Regions from separate parts of the Homo sapiens genome. Here all the other regions are linked to region 1. A link is a contact called in ENCODE Hi-C or POLR2A ChIA-PET data. All regions are on one chromosome and are shown on one strand. Each heading gives the region's core, a stretch centred on a gene start or an enhancer-like site at or near the end of the contact. The rest is flanking DNA. Distances are from core to core; before and after follow the strand shown.

What was found. Hi-C counts contacts between places; a loop is a spot of excess contacts on that map. ChIA-PET counts read pairs that join two places held with the same protein, here RNA polymerase II (POLR2A). Pooled maps may share reads with other maps.
Region 2: a loop to region 1 is called in a pooled map, with 4 times the contacts of the local background. The contact joins the promoter of TRIM47 here to the promoter of PRPSAP1 in region 1. A Hi-C loop is called at or near these places in 5 of 50 pooled maps. POLR2A ChIA-PET finds 5 or more read pairs at or near these places in 6 of 52 experiments (GM12878, SK-N-SH, WTC11 and 3 more).
Region 3: a loop to region 1 is called in a pooled map, with 2.6 times the contacts of the local background. The contact joins the enhancer-like site here to the promoter of PRPSAP1 in region 1. A Hi-C loop is called at or near these places in 1 of 50 pooled maps. POLR2A ChIA-PET finds 5 or more read pairs at or near these places in 8 of 52 experiments (A549, GM12878, HEK293 and 4 more).
Region 4: a pooled map shows a loop between it and region 1 (2.9-fold over the local background). The contact joins the promoter of MXRA7 here to the promoter of PRPSAP1 in region 1. A Hi-C loop is called at or near these places in 2 of 37 single-sample maps with no recorded cell type and 5 of 50 pooled maps. POLR2A ChIA-PET finds 5 or more read pairs at or near these places in 6 of 52 experiments (A673, CD8-positive, alpha-beta memory T cell, HEK293 and 3 more).

What each region holds. Positions count from the first base shown.
Region 1 is chr17:76,351,586-76,356,487 of GRCh38, forward strand. It overlaps PRPSAP1 (phosphoribosyl pyrophosphate synthetase associated protein 1), which reads right to left and starts at 2,331. Exons shown (of 10, transcript NM_002766.3): 1 at 1,949-2,331. The coding sequence starts at 2,118. RefSeq lists enhancers at 1,388-1,447, 2,297-3,161, 2,408-2,677 and a silencer at 1,808-2,127.
Region 2 is chr17:75,877,331-75,882,232 of GRCh38, forward strand. TRIM47 (tripartite motif containing 47) reads right to left here and starts at 1,251. Exons shown (of 6, transcript NM_033452.3): 1 at 544-1,251. The coding sequence starts at 1,218. It also overlaps a transcript of TRIM65 not described here. RefSeq lists enhancers at 1-625, 626-1,541 and silencers at 386-565, 576-955, 1,086-1,435.
Region 3 is chr17:75,995,303-76,000,204 of GRCh38, forward strand. TEN1 (TEN1 subunit of CST complex) reads left to right here. Exons shown (of 4, transcript NM_001113324.3): 4 at 4,839-4,902. It overlaps TEN1-CDK3 (TEN1-CDK3 readthrough (NMD candidate)), which reads left to right. Exons shown (of 10, transcript NR_037709.1): 4 at 4,839-4,902. It overlaps LOC124904061 (a long non-coding RNA gene), which reads right to left. Exons shown (of 2, transcript XR_007065911.1): 1 at 4,503-4,902; 2 at 3,370-4,334. Among named protein-coding and RNA genes, the nearest start is that of CDK3, 3.1 kb to the right of the region's middle. RefSeq lists enhancers at 1,995-2,074, 2,245-2,294. Within about 2 kb of position 2,074, at least 21 of the 41 ENCODE cell types and tissues checked have a DNase peak (open chromatin) inside an H3K27ac peak, as active enhancers do; they include GM12878, where a contact is called at or near this core.
Region 4 is chr17:76,708,169-76,713,070 of GRCh38, forward strand. It overlaps MXRA7 (matrix remodeling associated 7), which reads right to left and starts at 2,797. Exons shown (of 4, transcript NM_198530.4): 1 at 2,437-2,797. The coding sequence starts at 2,778. It also overlaps a transcript of JMJD6 not described here. RefSeq lists a silencer at 2,819-3,028.

The DNA of each region.
Region 1 (4,902 bases), core at 1,081-3,580:
CTGAGGCAGGAGAATCGCTTGAACTTGGGACGTGGAGGTTGCAGTAAGCCGAGATGGCACCACTGCACTCCAGCCTGGGTGACACAAGACTGTCTCAAAATAAATAAAACAGATAAGATAAAACAAAATCTTACTGAGCGACAAGTAAAACAGGTAAGGGAAGTATTTATGAATATGTATCATTTATAGTAATTCAAAATCTTTCGGGAATTTGCCAGGAAAGAATCTAAAACAAACAAACAAAAAAAACCCTCACTGACTTTTAAAATGTGCCCTGCTCCCCTCTGCTCTCCCTCAAGGTCAGGTAGGGTAAATCTGAACCACTAGATACACACAGAAGCTTCGTTTAAAGTCAGTGTTTTCGTTGGCCTCAGAAAGAAAGACAAACAATCAGGGGTTAGAAATAGAAACTAGGTAGTAGACTGCAAAAGGATTGATTTGTTTTTTTAACATTCTTCCACTCTCCAAAACTCCAACTATTAAAAAAAAAAACAAGCAGAGCTGAAAAAAAAATGACTAAAGTTTTCCCTTTCTTCTACATTTCCCCCCAGAAGTTTAAGATATATCCCTGCAATCATTTGTCAACCCTAAAAAAGTAACGAAGTAACTCTATGAAAACTGTTTAAAATGTGAAAATGGCTTTAAATATTAAAAGACGAGCTATTCATTTTATGTCTTAGATTTCTAACAAGTGTATGTAGAAAGGGCATATAAGGCTCCTCCTTTATATCAGAGCTCTGGGATTCTCCAAAAGAGCCAACTAGAAAAGAGGCCATTTCACCGGGCGCGGTGGCTGAAGCCTGTAATCCCAGCACTTTGGGAGGCCGAGGCGGGCGGATCACGAGGTCAGAAGATCGAAACCATCCTGGCTAACACGGTGAAACCCAGTCTCTACTAAAAATACAAAAAATGAGCCGGGTGTGGTGGCGGGTGCCTGTAGTCCCAGCTACTTGGGAGGCTGGGGCAGGACAATGGCGTGAACCCGGGAGGCGGAGCTTGCAGTGAGCCGAGATCTCGCCACTGCACTCCAGCCTGGGTGACAGAGCGAGACTCCGTCTCAAAAAAAAAAAAAAAAAAAAAAAGAAAAGAAAAAGAAAAAGAAAAGAGGCCACTTAGTAAACAACTATTCAGAGGGCCACTATGAGCCCCTACTCTGCTAGAACCAGATACTACTTCTACATTATCCCGATCATACAATATTCTCAACCATGCCCATTTCACAGATGAGGTTCAGGGAAATCAAGTCTCTTGCCCACTGACACAGAGCTAGTAAGTGGCAAGGCTGGGAGGGCATCTCAGAGCTGTCAGACCCCAAAGGCGACTTAAGACCAGGGGCTTGGTTGGGTTAAAGACACAAATGACTGATCTTATCCCAAGCTGATTTACAAAGCAGGGTCAGGCCTGTCATTTCTACCACCAGCTCCGGCCCATCTGCCTCCCTGGAATTGCCTTCTTCGCACTGCCAGTCCCCACACCTTTGCTCTGCGACCGCACCTGCCGCGTCGGATCCCCCAACTCACAACCACGCCCGCGGGTCTCACTGCAGTGAGACTTGAGAGTGGCGGCGGTCAGATTCCCAGGTCAACTCCAGCCGTGGGAAAGGAAGCCAAGCCCTGAGCCCCTTTCCCCAAGACACGCACTCCGGGGCTCCAGAAAGCTCGGCCCGCCCCGGGGTGTGGGACTGCGGAGACGAAAGGCAGGCAGGCCGCGGACCCAGTCACGGGGCGGGGGGCTGAGGTCACCGAGAGTCCGCCCCAAGCCTCCCAGCTGCAAAACCGGGGAGCGGGGGGCGGTATCCGTCACCTCCAAGCTTTGTCCGGCTGGGAAGGCCCGCGCCTCCCGCCCCAGGTGCAGGAGGTGGGGCGGGTGGAGGGGAGCGGGTCCCTCCGGGCGCGAAGGAGAGCTAGGCGCCGCCGCCCCCGGCCCGGCCCTCCCACCGCCCCCTTACTCTGTGATGCGCTTGGCCAGCTCCGTGCAGGCGGCCGTGGAGTTGGCCGAGAAGACTCGGTAGCCGGTGCGAGCGGCGTTCATGGCCGGCGGGGGAACGGGGCGGGCGCGCGGGACGCGGAAAGCCGAGGACGCGGAGGGCGGGGGCAACAGCAGCAGCTTCTTGGGCATCGTCCGGCCCGCGGCGCGGTTACGACCGGCCCCGCGCGGGGCTGCACTCTGAGTGCTTCCGACTGCGAGACCCCGGTTTGGGTGGGGAAGGCGCTGAGAAACTCGGCGCAAGCGGGGAGAGCTCCGAGGTCCGTGCCCTTGCGCACCCCACACCACTGACTACAGCGGCCGAGCCTTCGCAGCGCCCGGCGCCGCCGCCTCAGAGCCAGAGGCAAGGCCACCGCCCCCTCCGGGCATCCGAAGAGCGTCGGCTAGAGCGCCCTCAGGCCGCCATCTCGGATGAGGGCAGGGAGCCTGGCGACTCTCTAAAAGCCTGTTCTTCCGAGGGGCATGTCACAGGTTCGCCCCGCCCCTGCTTTGACCGCTTCCACGGGAGCTCTTTCGGTCTCACTTTCTTGGGAGGAGCAGCCTACCTCGGTAGTGGCCCCAGGTGTTTCCAACTTTTTGGCCAGGACCCAACATGTCCGCCTCCGAGGAGGTATACGATCTAGCTCTGCATGTCTATGGTAGCACAGCGCCCGCCCCACGAGGCGCGTGCGCCGGCCGGAGATTAATTTGAAAAGTAGAGGGCGGGGGTTCTTTCCAGCTGGTTGACCGCAGTACTGAAGCGGCCAAAAAGTGGTCTTCTCCTGAGCCTGATCTTTCAGGCGTTTCCGAACAGATCCCCAACCCTGTGTCTGCGTGTAAGGCAAGGTTCCCTGAACGTGCCAAAGGCCCTCTTGCCGGTATTCGCTTTCAATCAAAAAAGCCCTCCTTCTCCTCTTTCCATATGCGCCACCCCTCCGAGACCCACTCGCGATGCGTCTGTTCCACAGTCTTTCTGGTGACCTCAACCACAGTAAGCCGCCCGGCCCGCGGGACTGTGCCACACGTAGATGCTTGCATTTTTTAAATTTTTGTTGTTGTTGTTATTGTTTTGATGCTTGCATATTTATGTACCTTTGCAAACATCTATTTTCCTAACTAGGATGTAACCCATTTTACGGCCACATCGTGAGTTCCTTTTTTTTTTTTTTAATTTTATTATTATTTATTTATTTTTTGAAATAGGGTCTCCCTCTGCCGCCCAGGCTGGAGTGCAGTGGCGCGATCACGGCTCACTGCAGCCTCTACCTCCCGGGCTCAAGCCATCCTCCTACCTCAGTCATTCAAAATGCCGACATTACAGGCCTCAGCCATCACGCCCCGCCAAGATCGTGTATTCCTGAGTGCTCCGTGTTACCCAGTGTATAGGGCAGTGTGTGGGCTCCAGAGGCCCGCAATCAGTACTTGTTGAAGTAGAAAGTAAAGCCCAGGGAAGCATTTGAGATCTCTAGTTATCAGCTGCACCAGAACTCGAGGGGAGGAGAGGTGCCTCTCACATTGACAGTACCATCTTCTGAGAATGTCCTTTAGAGACTCTGCTTGTGGTGACATTGGGCTTGAGGGAGCAGTAGATTGTGACTCAGCATGTCGTGAAGGACCACAAGTCTGAAGCTACAGGATTTGGAAGTTGAGCTGCCCTGAGCCTGCAGCAGCCTGGCCCCTATTCCAATAGCTCTCTAGAAAAAAAAAAAAAAAAAAAAAGGACAGTGGGTGCACAGCCTAGGCCAAATTATTTAACCACTGCACACATGTCCAGCTCACAGACCCTGACAAAAACCTTGTTACCTTCTTAAAAAAAAGGGGGAATGGGATAGGTGCAGTAGCTCATGCCTGTAATCCCAGCACTTTGGGAGGCCGAGGCGGATGATAGTTTGAGGTCAGGAGTTCAAGACCAGCCTGGGCAACATGGCGAAACCCAATCTGTACTAAAAATACAAAAATTAGCCAGGTGTTGGCTGAGCGTGGTGGCTCACTCCTTTAATCCCAGCACTTTGGGAGGCTGAGGTGGGTGGATCACCTGAGGTCAGGAGTTTGAGACAAGCCTGGCCAAGGTGGCAAAACACTGTCTCTACTAAAAATGCAAAAATTAGGCTGGGCACGGTGGCTCATGCCTGTAATCCCAGCACTTTGGGAGGCTATGGTGGGTGGATCACGAGGTCAGGAATTCGATACCAGCCTGGCCAACATGGTGAAACCCTGTCTCTACTAATAATACAAAAAATTAGCCAGATGTGGCCGGGCGCGGTGGCTCACGCCTGTAATCCCAGCACTTTGAGAGGCTGAGGCGGGCGGATCACAAGGTCAGGAGATCGAGACCATCCTGGCTAACACGGTGAAACCCCATCTCTACTAAAAATACAAAAAATTAGCCGGGCGCAGTGGCGGGCGCCTGTAGTCCCAGCTACTCGGGAGGCTGAGGCAGGAGAATGGCGTGAACCCGGGAGGCGGAGCTTGCAGTGAGCTGACATTGTGCCACTGAACTCCAGCCTGGACGACCGGGCGAGGGCGCGACTCTGTCTCAAAAAAAAAAAAAAAAAATCAGCCAGATGTGGTGGCGCGGTGGCACACACCTGTAATCCCACCTACTCAAGAGGCTGAGGCAGGAGAACCGCTTGAGCTCGGGAGGCGGAGGTTGCAGTGAGCTGAGATCAGGCCACTGCACTCCATCCTGGGCAACACAGCAAGACTCCATCTCTCTCTCATACACACACACACACACACACACACACACACACACACAATTAGCCAGGTGTGGTGGCAGGCAACTGTAATCCCAGTTACTTGGGAGGCTAAGGCAGGAGAATCGCTTGAACCTGGGAGGCGGAGGTTGTAGTGAGCCGAGATTGTGCCAGCCTGGGCAACAGAGTGAGACCTCCTCTCAAAAAAAAAAAAAAAAAAAAAAAACAGGTTGGGCACGGT
Region 2 (4,902 bases), core at 1-2,500, 480 kb before region 1:
CAGAGGCGCCAAGACCGGGCTGGAGGCCAAAGGAAACTGGGGGCGGGAGGTAGAGGCCGCGGCTCACATGCTCCCACCACTGGCCCCCGGAACAGCTGGACAGAGAATCTGTGTGCCCGGTCGCCCTCTGCCGCCCTCCTGCCGCCTGCCACACCCATCGAAAGCTGCTGCCTCAGCCCAGGGCAAATCTGAGCTGAGACCGGCGTGACCCTCCGGGCGGGAGCAGCAGCCACGCTACCGGAACCCCGCGGGCCTAACCCGGCTCCCTCCCGCCTACACCCCCATAGACCCCGGCCCGGCTTCAGGTCCCCTGCCCGCTCTTCGCGTCCTTGTCCTGTTCTCACGTCCCTCCTTCCTCCCTTCCCATCTCCATCACCGCCAGCAGATGACCTTGTCAAGGCTGGAAGGGACCGCAAAGATCCTCAGGTTAGAGGAGGAGATTAAGACCCAACCCGGGAAGACTGGGGGGTCCAAGGTCCTCGGCCCGCTCGCGCGCGGTCGGTCACCAGCCCCGGCTCACCCGAGTGTGCCCCCGGAGCCCACCTCCTGAAGCGCGCGCTCCTGCTCCAGCGGCACCAGCTCGTGGCCGCGGTGCTCCTGTGCGGCGCAGGCCTCGCACAGACACACGCGCTCCGCGCGGCAGTAGCGCTCGAGCGGCCGTAGGTGGCGCGGGCACAGGCTCTCCTCTAGCCGGCGCAGCGGCGGCACCAGGCGGTGTCCGCGGAGGGCGGGGCTGCGCTCGTGCGGGCCCAGGTGCGCGGGGCAAAAGGAGGCGAGGCAGGAGAGGCAGGACAGCGCGGCGGGCAGGGCCGCGCCCTCGGGGCACGCGTCGCAGCGCACTGGCTCTTCGCCCGCGGGCCACGGCTCGGGAGCGCAGGGGGCCGACGGCTCCGGGACACTGGGCAGCGCGCTGGGTGCCGAGGGCTCCGGGGCCAGGGCAGGGGCCGGGCCGGGGCCGGACCCGGGGCCCGAGCCCTGGCGGAGCTGCAGCAGCTCGGACAGCGTGTGGTTCTTGCGGAGCTGAAGGCCGTCGGGGAAGGGCTCCTGGCACAGCGGGCAGCGGGCCGCGCCTCCGGGTCCGCCGGCTCCACTCGCGCCACGATGCGGCCAGAGCGCGCCCAGGCAGGCGAGACAGAAGTTGTGGCCGCAGGGCAGCGTCACCGGCTCCCGGAGTGGCTCTAGGCAGATGGGGCAGCTGAAGGGTCCACTGCCGTCCATGACTCCGCGGCCGCCCAGGGCGCCGCCGATTGTGCTCCGGCCTGGGAGGGACCCGGGCCGTTCGCGCCGCGGCACCTCCCCCTGGGACCTAGGCCAGGGCTCCGGCCCCCGCCCGCCCCCAGCTCGGCCCGCCCCGCAGCACCGCCCGCCTGCGGGCCCGCGGACTCCCAGTCCCCGCCCAGACAACGCAGGGAGGCCTCCGAGCCCGCGCGACCCCCAGGGGAGTCCGCGTGGTCCTAAGGAAGGGCGCTGCTGAAAGGGTGTGAAACTGAGTGAGCGCGGGCGGAGAACGCGAGAGGTACAGTGGAAGGAATGGGAAGGACTCAGCCTCCATCCCTCTGGTCCTTCTGGGCCAGGCCAGCGCTCCGCAGGGGCTGGGCGCGTCTAGCTGTGTCATGCCTGCACCTTTGCGCTCGACCCCTCCCTGGCACCCTTAGCAAAGTTCCTGAGCTGCTGACTGCAGAGAAAAATAACTGCTGATGTACATATGTTTTTGCCCCTTAGCGACTCTTTTTTTTTTTTTTTTTGAGACAGAGTTCCTCTCTTGTCGCCCAGGCTGGAGTGCAGGGGCGCTATCTCGGCTCACTGCAACCTCCGCCTCCCGGATTCAAGTGATTCTCCTGCCTTAGCCTCCCAAGTAGCTGGAATTATAGGCGCTTGCCACCACACCAGGCAAATTTTTGTATTTTTTTGTAGAGACGGAGTTTCACCTTGTCCAGGCTGGTCTTGAACTCGTGACCTCAGGTGATCCACCTGCCTCGGCCTCCCAAAGTGCTGGGATTACAGGCGTGAGCCACAGCGCCCAGCTCCTTTAGCGACTCTTTACCCCAAGTAGGGAACTTGGACTTTTCTAGACCTGAAATGGGAAGTTGACGTCATTCCCTAAGTCCCTTGTCTGAGGAATGTAGTTCTGGCCCCTGGACACTGGGGACACCTGTGGTGGGGTTGGGGGTTCCCCAACTGGAAGTATTTAAAGCTCATCTAATTATGCACTTAAAGTGGTGCGTTTTATTGTATGAGTTATATCTCAATAATGTTAAGTTAAAACACTACACCAGAATGACAACAAAATAAGTAAAGTAGCACTGATTATAACCCAAAGTGTAAAATAAACATCTATGAGTCCATGCCGATATAAATAAATAATAAATTAACAAGCTGGGGAGAACAGACATATTTCGCATTGAAAATTCCAAATAATGTTTTTTTATTTTTATTTTTTTAGATGGAGTTTCGCTCTTGTCGCCCAGGCTGGAGTGCAGTGGCGCAATCTCAGCTCACTGCAACCTCTGTCTCCTGGGTTCAAGCGATTCTCCCTCCTCGGACTCTTGAGTAGCTGGGATTACAGGCGCCCGCCACCACATTTGGCTAATTTTTGTATTTTTAGTAGAGACGGGGTTTCACCATGTTGGCCAAGCTGGTCTCGAACTGCTGACTTCAGGTGATCCACCCGCCTCGGCCTCCCAAAGTGCTGGGATTACAGACATGAGCCACCGCACCCAGAGATATCTGTAATTTTGGTTAGTGACAAAGTCACAGGTAACTGCTCATACCACTCTGGTGTATTCTCTCCATTTGGAATAGAAAGAAATGCTGTGTTTCAGTAAGGTGCTGCAGCGTGGCTTCCTTCTGCAGGATCTGAGGGAGACTCTGTCCTGGGCGTCTGTCCCAGCTTCTGGTACTGGCTGGCAATTCTTGGCGTTCCTTGGCTTGTAGCTGTAAGATGCGCTCTAATATCAGTCTCTGTTGTCATTTGCCTTTTCTCTGTGTCTGTGTTCAAATGTCCTTTTTTTTTTTTTTTTTAGGGAGTCTTGCTCTGTTGCCCACTCAAACTGCTGGGCTCGAGTAATCTGCCTGCCTCAGCCTCCCAAAGTGCTAGGATTACAGGCGTGAGCCACTGTGCCCGGTGCCCATTTCCTCTTATCAGGACACCAGTTGTTGGATTAGGGCACGCTCTACTCCAGTATGCCCTCATCTTAACTCAGTCACATCTGAAAATACTCTATTTCCAAATAAGGTCACAGCCACAGGTCCTGGGGGTTAGGATCCGAATACGTCTTTTTCAGGGAACAGGATTCAACCTATAACAGTGCATAAGTAAGGAAATGTTGGAGAGAGGCCCAGGCCCAAATGTGCTAGAGGTCATGCATGTCCCCCGGTGTTCCTGGCCCTCTCTGTGTTCCAGGACCCTGGCCCTTCCCTAAACCTCAGCACACACTGCTGCTTGTCCCACACCCAAACCCTTGTCCACCTCTCCCACCGGGTCTGCATTCCTGCCTCTGTTTCCCCAGCTCTCTAGGCTTGGGGGGTGGGAAAATACCCTCAGGTCCCCTGAGACCAGACTAGAAATGTTCAGAAGGCACTTCATGAGTTCAGAGCTAAAGAGGAGAAAACACAAGCAAAAGAGCACAAATGTGCCGGGTGTGGTGGCTCACGCCTGGAATCCCAGGACTTTGGGAGGCTGAGGCGGGCGGATCACTTGAGGTCACGAGTTCCAGACCAGCCTGGTTAACATGGCGAAACCCCATCTCTACTAAAAATACAAAAAAATTAGCCGGGCGTGGTGGTGCACACACTTGTATTCCCAGCTACTCGGGAGTCTGAGGCAGGAGAATCGCTTGAACCAAGGAGGCAGAGGTTGTGCCACTGTACTCTCCAGCCTCGGTGACACAGCGAGACTCCATCTCAAAAAAAAAAAAAAAAAAAAAAGAAAAGAAAAGAAGAAAGAAAGAAGGAGGGACCCAGCCTCTTGGGGAGGGAGCTGGCTCTCCAGGCACTCAGGAACCCCTGTCTTAGTGTGTCTGGGCTGCTATCCCAGAACACCAGAGACTGGGTGGCTTATACACAACAGACACTCCTCACAGTTCTGGAGGCTGGAAGTCTGCGATCACGGTGACAGCACAGTCAGGGTTCCAGTGAGAGCTGCTTCCTGGGTTGTAGATGGCTGCCTTCCCACTGTGTCCTCACATGGCCAAGAGACAGCCAGAGAGCCTTTGGGGCCCCTTGGACAAGGGCACTCATGCCATGAATGAGGCTCCGCCCACCTGAAGACCCCACCTCCTAGGACCATCACCTTAGGGGTCAGGATCTCAACACATCAATTCTGAGGGTACACACACATTCAGACTGTTGCAACTCCAAGTGCCAAAAGAGCGGTGCAATCTGCTCCTGGGGGCTCCATGGGAAAGGCTGGGGAACTGTGGAAGTGGCATTTGAGCTGGGCTTTCACAGACTGCCAGGACTCAGGCGGGCAGAGACTGGGGTGGGAAAAGACCTTCCGGGCAGAGGGAGTAGCAGAGGGAGCCGGCCTGGGTGTGTCTGATTTGGCAGGAGGGTGGGTAATGAGTTCCATACATTGGTTTCCACCAAGAGCACTAGAGCACTTGATCAGGACTATCACTTGTTTGCCAAGCCCCAGGAGCGGTTGGGAGGCCCAGGCATCAGTGCCACCCTGCTCCGTGGCTTTGGTGCCCAGGCTGCCTGGGTTTGGTGAGGCCACAAACCTGCCTGGTTCTGGAAGGAGGGGGTGCCTTTCCGGTTGGGTCCCAGCCAACCCTCTGCTCCCCACCCACAGCCTGCTGTCCTCCCTGCTTGAAAAGATCTGCTCCCCAGGAGGAAAGCACAGAGATGCGGTTTGTCAGTGTGGTGGCATCTTGCTACTTCTTTTCTTTTTTTTTCAAATGG
Region 3 (4,902 bases), core at 824-3,323, 360 kb before region 1:
GATCGCTTGAGCCCAGGAGTTCAAGACCAGCCTGGGAAATGTAGCAAGAGCCTGTCTCTACAAAATAATAAATAAGTAGAAATAAAACCATAAACCTTCCTGTGCCAGGCCCAAAGCTCTATGGGGACACAAAGGTTGATCAGATGTGAATCCTGCCCTGTGGCCAGACTGACAGTACTGAGGACAGGTGAGAGGTCACCCTTCTCAAATGTTTGCCTAAGAGCTAGCTAAGAAGACCAACAGGTGAAGACATGCTGGTGTGTGATAAAACCCATGGACCTGACACCCGCTGGCGCCATCCAAAGGCCCGAGGGCCCCCTGTTCTGGAACTAAGGTGTGGGGCACAGCCTTTCCCAGGCCTACTCCAGAGGCCCTCGGAGCATGCCCAGGCTGAAGGGCACTGGACCACAGCAAACAGCAAGCAGCTGCCCACAAGCCCTTGCCATGCATCCTCTGCCTTCTGCTTTTCTCTCACTGCACCCCTGCACTTTGCCCTCAGAAACCTTCCTTGTGTGGCTGGGCTCAGGAGCTCACTAATCTAGCATGTTCGGAGGCTGAGGTGGGAGGATCACTTGAACCCAGGAGTTTGAGACCAACCTGGGCAACGCAGAGAGACGCCATCTCTACAAAAATGAAAATATTAGTGGGGTGTGGTGGCTTGTGCTTGTAGTCCCAGCTACTTGGGAGGCTGAGGCAGGAGGATGGCTTGAGGCAGGAGTTCGATGCTGCAGTGAGCTATGATCATGCCACTGCACTCCAACCTGGGTGACAAAATGAGACCCTGTTTCTAAAGAAAAAGAAAAGAGGCTGGGCACAGTGGCTCATGCCTGTAATCTCAGAACTTTTGGGAGGCTGAGGCTGGTGGATTACTTGAGTCCAGGAGTTCAAGACCAGCCTGGACGGCCGGGTGTGGTGGCTCACGCCTGTAATCCCAGCACTTTGGGAGGCCGAGGTGGGTGGATCACTTGAGGTCAGGAGTTCGAGACCGGCCTGACCAACATGGTGAAACCCTGTCTCTACAAAAAATACGAAATTAGCTGAGCGTGGTGGCACATGCCTGTAATCCCAGCTATTCAGGAGGCCAAGGCAGGAGAATCGCTTGAAACTGGGAGGCGGAGGTTGCAGTGAGCTGAGATCACACCATTGCACTCCAGCCTGGGTGACAAGAGCAAAACTCCATCTCAAAAAAAAATAATAATAATAACCAGCCTGGGTAACATGGTGAAACCCCGTCTCTACAAAAAATGCAAAAATTAGCAGGGTGCGTTGTTGCACACATGCCTGTAGTCCCAGCTACTGGGGAGGCTGAGGTGGGAGGATCACTTGAGCCAGGGAGGCAGAGATTGCAGTGAGCTGAGACTGTACCACTGTACTGCAGCCTGGGTGACAGAGTGAGACCCTGTCAAAAAAAAAAAAAAAAAGAGAGAGAGAAAGAAAGAAAAAGAAAGAAAAGAAAAGAAAGAGAAAAGAGAAGAGAAAGGGAGGGAGGGAAACCTTCCTGTGTGTCCCCTGTGCACCTCCCTCTTCGAGCATCCTTACAGCTCTGGGACTTGCCCAAACCTTTCTCCCCAAACCACACACCCACAGAGTCTGGAGCAGGGCCGGAGTTTCCCCGGCTCCTCGGGTGTGTCAGCATCACACATCCCTCCCTGTCTCCCTGCTGCCAACCAGTTCCACCACTGTGCACCTCTGCCCCAATTCCACCTCCCACGCCTGCTGCTGCACCTTGGACTTGTTTTCCTGAAATTGCATGCCATCCACTCTCCCTTCTACTTCTGCTGCGTCCCTCTTGCCCTATCAGGACCTGTGGACTCAGGACTCCCGGGCTTTCTCCCCCATCTCTCTTCCCCGTTGGGCCTCACTACCATTTCAGCCACTTTCCTGGCAGCTTCACTCCTGCCCCAAGACCCCAGCCTCCACCCTCCTGGTTCTGCCAACTGTTGAGTGCAGAAAGATCACAGAACTCCAAGGATTTGGAGCTCAATGATTTCAGGGGCTCACTGGCATTCCCCTGCTCTGCCTAGAAATCCTTCCTGTGTCCTGGCCACACCCCCCTCCCCGGCGCCACCACAGCTAGTCCAGAAATTCCCCTGCCTCACAAGAACCCACTTCCTCTCCTCCCCTGTCCCTCCCGGCTTATTGCTTTATGAGCCAGCTAGAATCGAGGCCACAGGCAGCCGTTCTTCCTCCTACCATCAGACACTGAAACGGCCACCGACCATCAGACACTGAAACGGCCACCGTTAGCTCCTTCCTCTAGTCTAAGAGGAAGCGGGGTCCCTCCTACCTAAGGGGTTACCACAGTTCTTCCCTGTCCACATATAAGGTGTTCAAGCCTCCTCTATATGGAAATAATAGTCTCAATGACAAGAAGTCATCTTCTACACTAGAGTCTGACCTACCTGCCCATGACCTTCCCTCCCTTTGCAGACAAACCTCCTAAAAGAACATCTGTGCTCCGTATAACCCCTTCCTCTTCCCAGGCCTCACCCCACTGCATTCTGACTGCTTTTTATAACCCAGGCCCTTCTTCTTTGCTCCAGGTTCTTAATCTTTTTTTTTTTTTCCTGAGATGGAGTCTCGCTCTGTCACCCAGGCTGGGAGTGCAGTGGCACGATCTCTGCTTACTGCAACCTCTGCTTCCTGGGTTCAAGCGATTCTGCCTCAGCCTCCCTAGTAGCTGGGATTACAGGTGCCCGCCACCACACCCAGCTAATTTTTGTCTTTTTAGTAGAGACAGGGTTTCACCATGTTGGCCAGGCTGGTCTTCAGCTCCTGACCTCAGGTGATCCGCCTGCGTCAGCCTCCCAGAGTGCTGGGATTACAGATGTGAGCCACTGCGCCTGGCCTTTTTCCTTTTTTTTTCCTTTTTTTTTTTTTTTTGAGACAGAGTCTCATTCTGTTTCCCAGGCTGGAGTGCAGTGGCGCAATCTTGGCTCACTGCGACATCCACCTCCCCGGTTCAAGTGATTCTCGTGCCTCAGCCTCCCAAGTAGTCGGGCCTGGGTAACTTTTGTATTTTTAGTAGAGACAGGGTTTTCGCTTGTTGGCCAGGCTGGTCTTGAGCTCCTGGCCTCAAGTGATCTGCTTGTCTTGCCCTCCCAAAGTGTTGGGATTACAGTGTTGGGAGCCACCGCGCCACGCCCCGATTCCTCTCTGACCTGTGTCAGCACTGGGGCTAACAGAAGCTGAGACACACAGGCAACCTCATGTTTCAAATGAGTTCATTGCCTAAGGGTAGCCTGTATAGACAGCTAGGCAGGATGACACCCTGAATTCTGCCCTCAGGCTGTGCTATAAATGACCTAGACTAGAGGAAAGGGCAGGCAGAGCCTTTATCTCAAACAGCGTCAAAAGAAAACAATGTAATAGCCTAGAACATTGAATCTATTTATTTACTTATTTTGAGACAGAGTCTCACTCTGTTGCCCAGGCTGGAGTGCAGTGGCTTGATCTCGGCTCACTGCAACGTCTGCCTCCCAGGTTCAAGCGATTCTCCTGCCTCAGCCTCCCGAGTAGCTGGGTTTACAGGTGCCAGCTACCACACCTGGCTAATTTTTGTATTTTTAGTAGAGACGGGGTTTTGCCGTGTTGGCCAAGCTGGTCATGAACTCCTGACCTCAGGTGATCCACCCATCTCGGAAATCTATTTATTAAAGTGCTCAGAGAGCAGAAAGAGCATGAGTGCAAAAAATTTTTTTAACTTTTTTTTTTCTCTTGCAAGCTATGACTGGGGAAAAAAGAAAGAAAAAAAAAATGTCAGCAATGCACAGTGGCTCACGCCTATAATCCATGCATGTTGGGAGGCCGAGGCGGGCAGATCACTTGACCCCAGGAGTTTGAAACCAGCCTGGGCAACATGGCGAGACCCCATCTCTACAAGAAATACAAAAATTAGCTGGGTGTGGTGGTGCGTCCCTGTAGTCCCAGCTCCTCAGGAAGCTGAGATGATCACCTGAGCCTGGGAGGTGGAGGCTACATTGAGCCATGATTGAGCCACTGCATTCCAGCCCAAGTGACAGAGCAACACCCTGTCTCAAAAAAAAAATTTTTTTTTTTAGGTGGAGTCTTGCTCTGTTGCCCAGGCTGGAGTGCAGTGGCGTGATCTTGGCTCACTGCAACCTCCACCTCCTGGGTTCAAGCAATTCTCCTGCCTCAGCCTTCCAAGTAGCTGGGATTACAGGCATGCACCACTACACGCGGCTAATTTTTGTATTTTTAGTAGAGATGGGGTTTCATCATGTTGGCCAGGCTGGTCTTGAACTCCTGACCTCAAGTGTTCCACATGCCTTGGCCTCCCAAAGTGCTGAGATTACAGGTGTGAGCCAGTTCACCTGTCAAAAGAAAGAAAATTTTTAAAAAGTCTCTCGGAGATGTCTTTCCTGTTTGGTGCCACCTGAATAGTGGCAAACCTTTCCATTATGTATCAGGTCACCACCGCATCTGCTAGAAGCCCCCCTCGTCCAGGGTGGGATGACCTGCTCCTATAAAGCCAAACTTACCGGGAGCTCAGTCTCTTGGATTTTTAAAATATGGGTGTCTCTTTTCCCCGGTTCCTGATGACATTGTGTCCCAAGGTGCCAAGGGGGCCTTTCCCTCAGTCCAGAGGGGTTTTCTGACCACCTGCTAAGTTCCAGACACGGGCCGACTGTGCATGACAGGCCCACGGTTCTAGGCCCAAATACTCAGTTGCCTTTGCCCCATATGCTGTTATTGTCCACATCACTTGCTGCCAAAACCCAGGACTGAGCTGTGGAGGGAACAGCTGGAATGCACCTTGGAGGACGTTGTTGACACGCCGCTCAGTCGCCGTTCGTGCCCTGGTGTTTGTCTTGCAGACAGAGGCTCCGTGGTGAAGGCGCGCGTGCTGACCTGTGTGGAGGGGATGAACCTGCCCTTGTT
Region 4 (4,902 bases), core at 1,547-4,046, 360 kb after region 1:
GAAGGCTGCTTCCCGGGGCGAGAGATCCTTCTCAATAATCAGCTTTGTAGTCAGAGGCAGCAGCTGCCCCAGCCCGCCCAGGCCTCCCTGGGAAGGGAGAGGACTGGATTAGAAAGGAGGCAGTTAATGGAAAATGAAGAGGGAGGGGAGAGGTGAGTTACACGCTGCTCCCCAGGGCAGTGACTTCCGAGCTAACAGCAGGTGGAGTTGCCCTCCTCCCTCGCTGTTGGTGGGGTTCGCTTAGGGACGGAGGGAGAAGGAGGCTGGCAGAGGGCATAGCCCCACTTCCCAACCCTGATTTGAGTTATCTTCCCCAGGGGGCCTTTCTCCCTATCTGTCCTCCAAGCCCCAGCAGTGTGATCATCAGAAGAAAGCACTGGAAGCTCTTGGAAACGCTGGAGTCCACTTCAGGACAATTTGTTTTCCTTTCTTTTTTTTCTTGTCACTGACTCGAAGCTCATCAAGACAATTTCTAAGCAGCTTCTTAGGTTAATGCCACCACTGGGAGTGGGTGGGATGACACAATATCTGTGTCCCCACAGCACCTGGCTTAATGTTTGCAGGCAGGAGTTTTGGGGGAGCTTTGGCCAGCTCAGGAAGGCCTGGGGACTTGAACCCAAAGGGGAAGGGCACTGACTTCAATTGAATTCTCCTGTGGGGTGGGTTCTCTCTGGAGGGTGCCTTAGCGGGAGGACAGACACAAGCCTCAAGTCATCCTCACTGGCACCTATGTCATGGGGGCTGCCTGGCACGCGAACCCCCATACTGCCTTGTCCTTCAGAGCACCCATTCAGCTTCAGAGGACGTGCATTCACCCAGACAGTGGCAAATTATGCGAGTGGCCCTATTTAAACACCACTGAACCTATTCCTGTAGGTACCATGTGCTGAGAGCCGAAAGCCTTGTAGAAAGTTCTTTAAGCGCTGTGCCCCACAGGATTGAGCTAAGACAGGGCGCCGCTAAAGGACATTTTGCACTTCAGTCCAGAGCCTGGTGTGGGTGATAAAGGGCCAGCCCTGTAAGGCCAGGACTGACTGAGTGTGCATGACGGCTCCAGAACTGTCTAAAGGCCTCTCCTGCTCCCGCGAGACCTCGATGGAGGCAGGAATCCCAAATATGGGAGCAAACACAACAGATCAGCACATGTCCAAACCGCGCCCCCTCCACCATCACCGCGTGAGGTCTGGAAGCCCACCCCAAGCAAGAACGGCAGGGCCTGCCCCTGCTCCACCCCATTAAATGTGGCTGGTTAGAATCCTCTCTAATGACACAATTAGTCACCCACTTGTCAAGCAAAGCGCCTGCTCAGAGGGGGTCTGGCGCACTTACTCAGCAAAGAGAAATGCCTCTGAGCACAGCCTGGCTGCCTCCTCCTCCCCCGAAGGGCTTCTCTCCAGGGTAAACCATTGTGTCCAGCACAGGACAGAGTGGGCACGCAGACACGCAGGCACGCTGACAATGCGCATCCCGGCTCTCCTCCCTTCCAAGAAAAGGAGCTCAGGGGTAAGAACAAGGGATTACAATCCGACTCGGAGACCCTGGCGGTGGCCTGGACCGGCCAAGCGTGGTGAACTCCAGGGAACATGGGCACACAGTGTAGGGGCTGGGATGAGTGGATGAGGGAAATCCGACTCCTCTCAGATATCCACAGGCAGGACAAGGTGGCCAAGGCCGAGCTGATGGACAGCATGGCGGGAGGCCTGGGGCAGAGGCAGGGAGGGCCGCTTTGGGGTGCTCACTGGTGCTCCAGGAGGGCTTTATCCTGCATCTTCACTCCATCCAGGCCCAGCTTACCTACAACCCGGGGGAGTGGGGGTAGGAGGGTGTTAGATGTGTAGCTTGAAAACGACAATAAAAAGGACTGCTGGGATCGGGTGCCTTTTCTTTCAGTCCCAGCCCACGGGCTTCACAAAACGCCACAGCACTGACTCTGAAATCTGGACTTCAAATTGGCTGAAAAAGAAAAGCCAGCTTTCCTCCCTCGCCCCCCGAAAGTCCTACTTTTTAAACATCAAGATAACTCTCATGGCAGGCCTGGAAATAAGCCACAGGCACGTGGATTTGGGAACCGGTGGGCGGGAGGGGTCAGAAGTGGGTGAGGAGCAAAATTCCAAGCCCTGGTCCCGAGGCCTGGGAGCCAGCAGCTGCGGAGCACGCCCTGGGCTGGGAGAGGCCGAGGGGAGGGGAGAGCAAAACACCTCCAAACAAACTCCTTCGGGCTCGCCCCTCGCCACACTTTCTGGGGGAGGGCGGCGAGTTTGCGGGGCTGCGGCTTAGCATGGCGGGACCTGCATTTCCTGCGGGCCGCGGGTTCTGCGCTTCCTGGGGGCAGCCTGGGCTGGAGGCCGCGGCCCCGCTCCCTGGCTCGGCGGGGAACGGCAGCGGCAGCCGGAGCCCCGGGGGTGGGGAGGGGGCCGCGAGGGCCCCGGTGCGTACCTGCCTCGCCTCCACCGCCTGCTCCTCCGCCTCCGCTGGCGCCGCCGCGGGATCCCCTGGCCCTTCGGGCTCCCCCGGTCCCGCAGGCTCCCCGAGCTCCCCCAGCCCCGCGGGCTCTCCAGGCTCCTCCGGCCCCGCGGGCGAGGCCGCCGGCTCGGGGGCGCAGGGGCGGGACGGCGCCGGGGCCCCGGTGGCCTCGGCCGGGGGCGCGGGTTCCGGGGGCGCGCGGGCAGGCTCCGGGCTCGCGGCCGCCCCACGCCGCACCAGTAGCCAGGCGAGCAGAAGGGCCAGCGCGGTGGCCAGCGCAGGCAGCGCGGCCAGTAGCTCGGCCGGCGCCTCCATCGCGCCGCGGCCGCCGAGTGCGGGCCAGCTGGGACCCCGAGGGAGCCCGCCGCGCCCCGTCGCCGCGCCCGGTCGCCGCGCCCCGCCTCGGGGCGGAGCCCCCATCGCCGCGCCCCGCCCCCGCCCCCTCCGGCCCCGGGAGGGTGACGCACAGGCTGCGGGCGGGGGTGTTGAGGGGGCAGAGCCCTGACCACCTGGGAGGCACAGGAGGGCCAACCCCTGCCCGGCCTGGGCAGCCTTGACGCTTTGGGGCACAATTTAGCTCAGGTTCAATTTGAAATACTGTATGAGGTGCCCTTAGGTTGTCATCTTTGGCCTTAGTACGGCGGTTCGTCTTAGAGCATTTTGGAAATGTGGGAATGCAGAGAGACAAGCAAACCCGGGAAGCTTCATGGAAACGGCAGCCTGGATTGGCTTGTAAAGCAATCATAATGCCGGATTACGTTCAGCCACTGCCGTTTTTATAGGCATGTCAGGAGTTGCTTTTAATCCTCAGGGTTGCCTTAATGCACTTTCACAGAGGACATCTCCAGATCCCGGCCAGTGAATGCTCCCTTCGGAGCTGAGGCCAGCAGCCTTCAACACAGGCCTCCCTGTTAACAGTAACATGGCTCCCCCGCCCCTAGACCTGAAATTCAGCTGCAGGTCCTTGGTCAACGCTATTCCTCTTACCAGACTTTCTTCTTTGCACAATTCCAGAATGCATGCAGGGTGGGAGGGTACAATGAAGGAAATGAAGGCTATTGTTTTTGTTTCTCCAGATCCTCCCAGGCCTCTGTTGCTGAACAGTGGATTTTGAGATAAACACGTTGTAACCAAAAACATACTTTCCTACCACTCCCCACCCACTCTTTAGTTATTTTAAATAAACACAGGACGGGCATGTCAGGTATCACGCCAAACATAAGGCCTAATGTTAAAAAAAACACGGTTCCAGTTTTTGCTGAGGATGCCTTTAATACTTTTTTGGGAATATTACAGTGCCTGAGCTGATCTGTGATATAAACCAGATATTAGATGGAGTGCTTCTTTTTAAATGAAGATACACAAACGAGACCCCTCAGCAACAGGGAGAGCTGAATTCTGCTGCACTGCACGATATTAAGCGGGCCATGCACTTCCTTTTAGTGGTGGTTGATGAAAAGAGCCTATAAACTATAAAATGTGAAATAGGCTTTATCTACGGGCGACTAGCTTTTAACCACTGTGGAAGTTTCAGCCAGTGTATGGGCCTATTTTTTTTCTTTTGAGATGGAGTCTTATTCTGTTGCCCAGGCTGGAGTGCAGTGGCGCAATCGCGGCTCACTGCAACCTCCACCTCCCGGGTTCAAGCGAAACTCCCACCTCAGCCTCCTGAGTAGCTGGGATTACAGGCGCCCACCACCATGCCCGGCTAATTTTTTTCTGTTTTTAGTAGACAGGGTTTCACCGTGTTGGCCAGACTGGTCTTGAACTCCTGACCTCAGGCAATCTGCCTGCCTCAGCCTCCCAAAGTGTTGGGATTACAGGCGTGAGCCTCCGCGCCCAGCCAATTTTTTTTTTTTTTTTTTAAAGAGACAGGGTCTTTCTTTCTTTTTTTTTTTTTAAAGAGACAGGGTCTCACTATGTTGCCCAGGCTGGAGTGCAGTGGCTATTCACAGGCATGATCATAGCTTTCTGCAGCCTCGACATCCTGGGCTCAAGTGATCCTCCTGCCTTAGCCTCTTGGGCAGCTGGGATTACAGGTGTGCATCAATGCTCCTGGCCCAGGGCCTTAATTTTGTGCTCCATCCCATTGTTTTAAAGTGTAAATACATTTTTTTAAAGTCCTGTTCTGCTGACAAAGTACATTGTTGACTTTCAAATGAGTAAGAAAGAAAATAAGGACAAAACAATGCCAAAAACACAACTCCAAATCATGTTGCTTTATTTAAAATGATGAACAAGTTTCACCCAAGTGAAAGTTTAAAATACCAACCCAATAGCAGATCCACAGGCTTTCATGGCAGACCCCATGGCTAGACGGACGCAGAACTAGGAGACTGCTCAGTGTTCTGACAACTCCAGGAGGCACGAGTGTGCAGAAGACAGTCCCAGTTCTTCTGTAGCATCCAGTCACTTTGGAGACAGCTGGCCAGGGCTAGC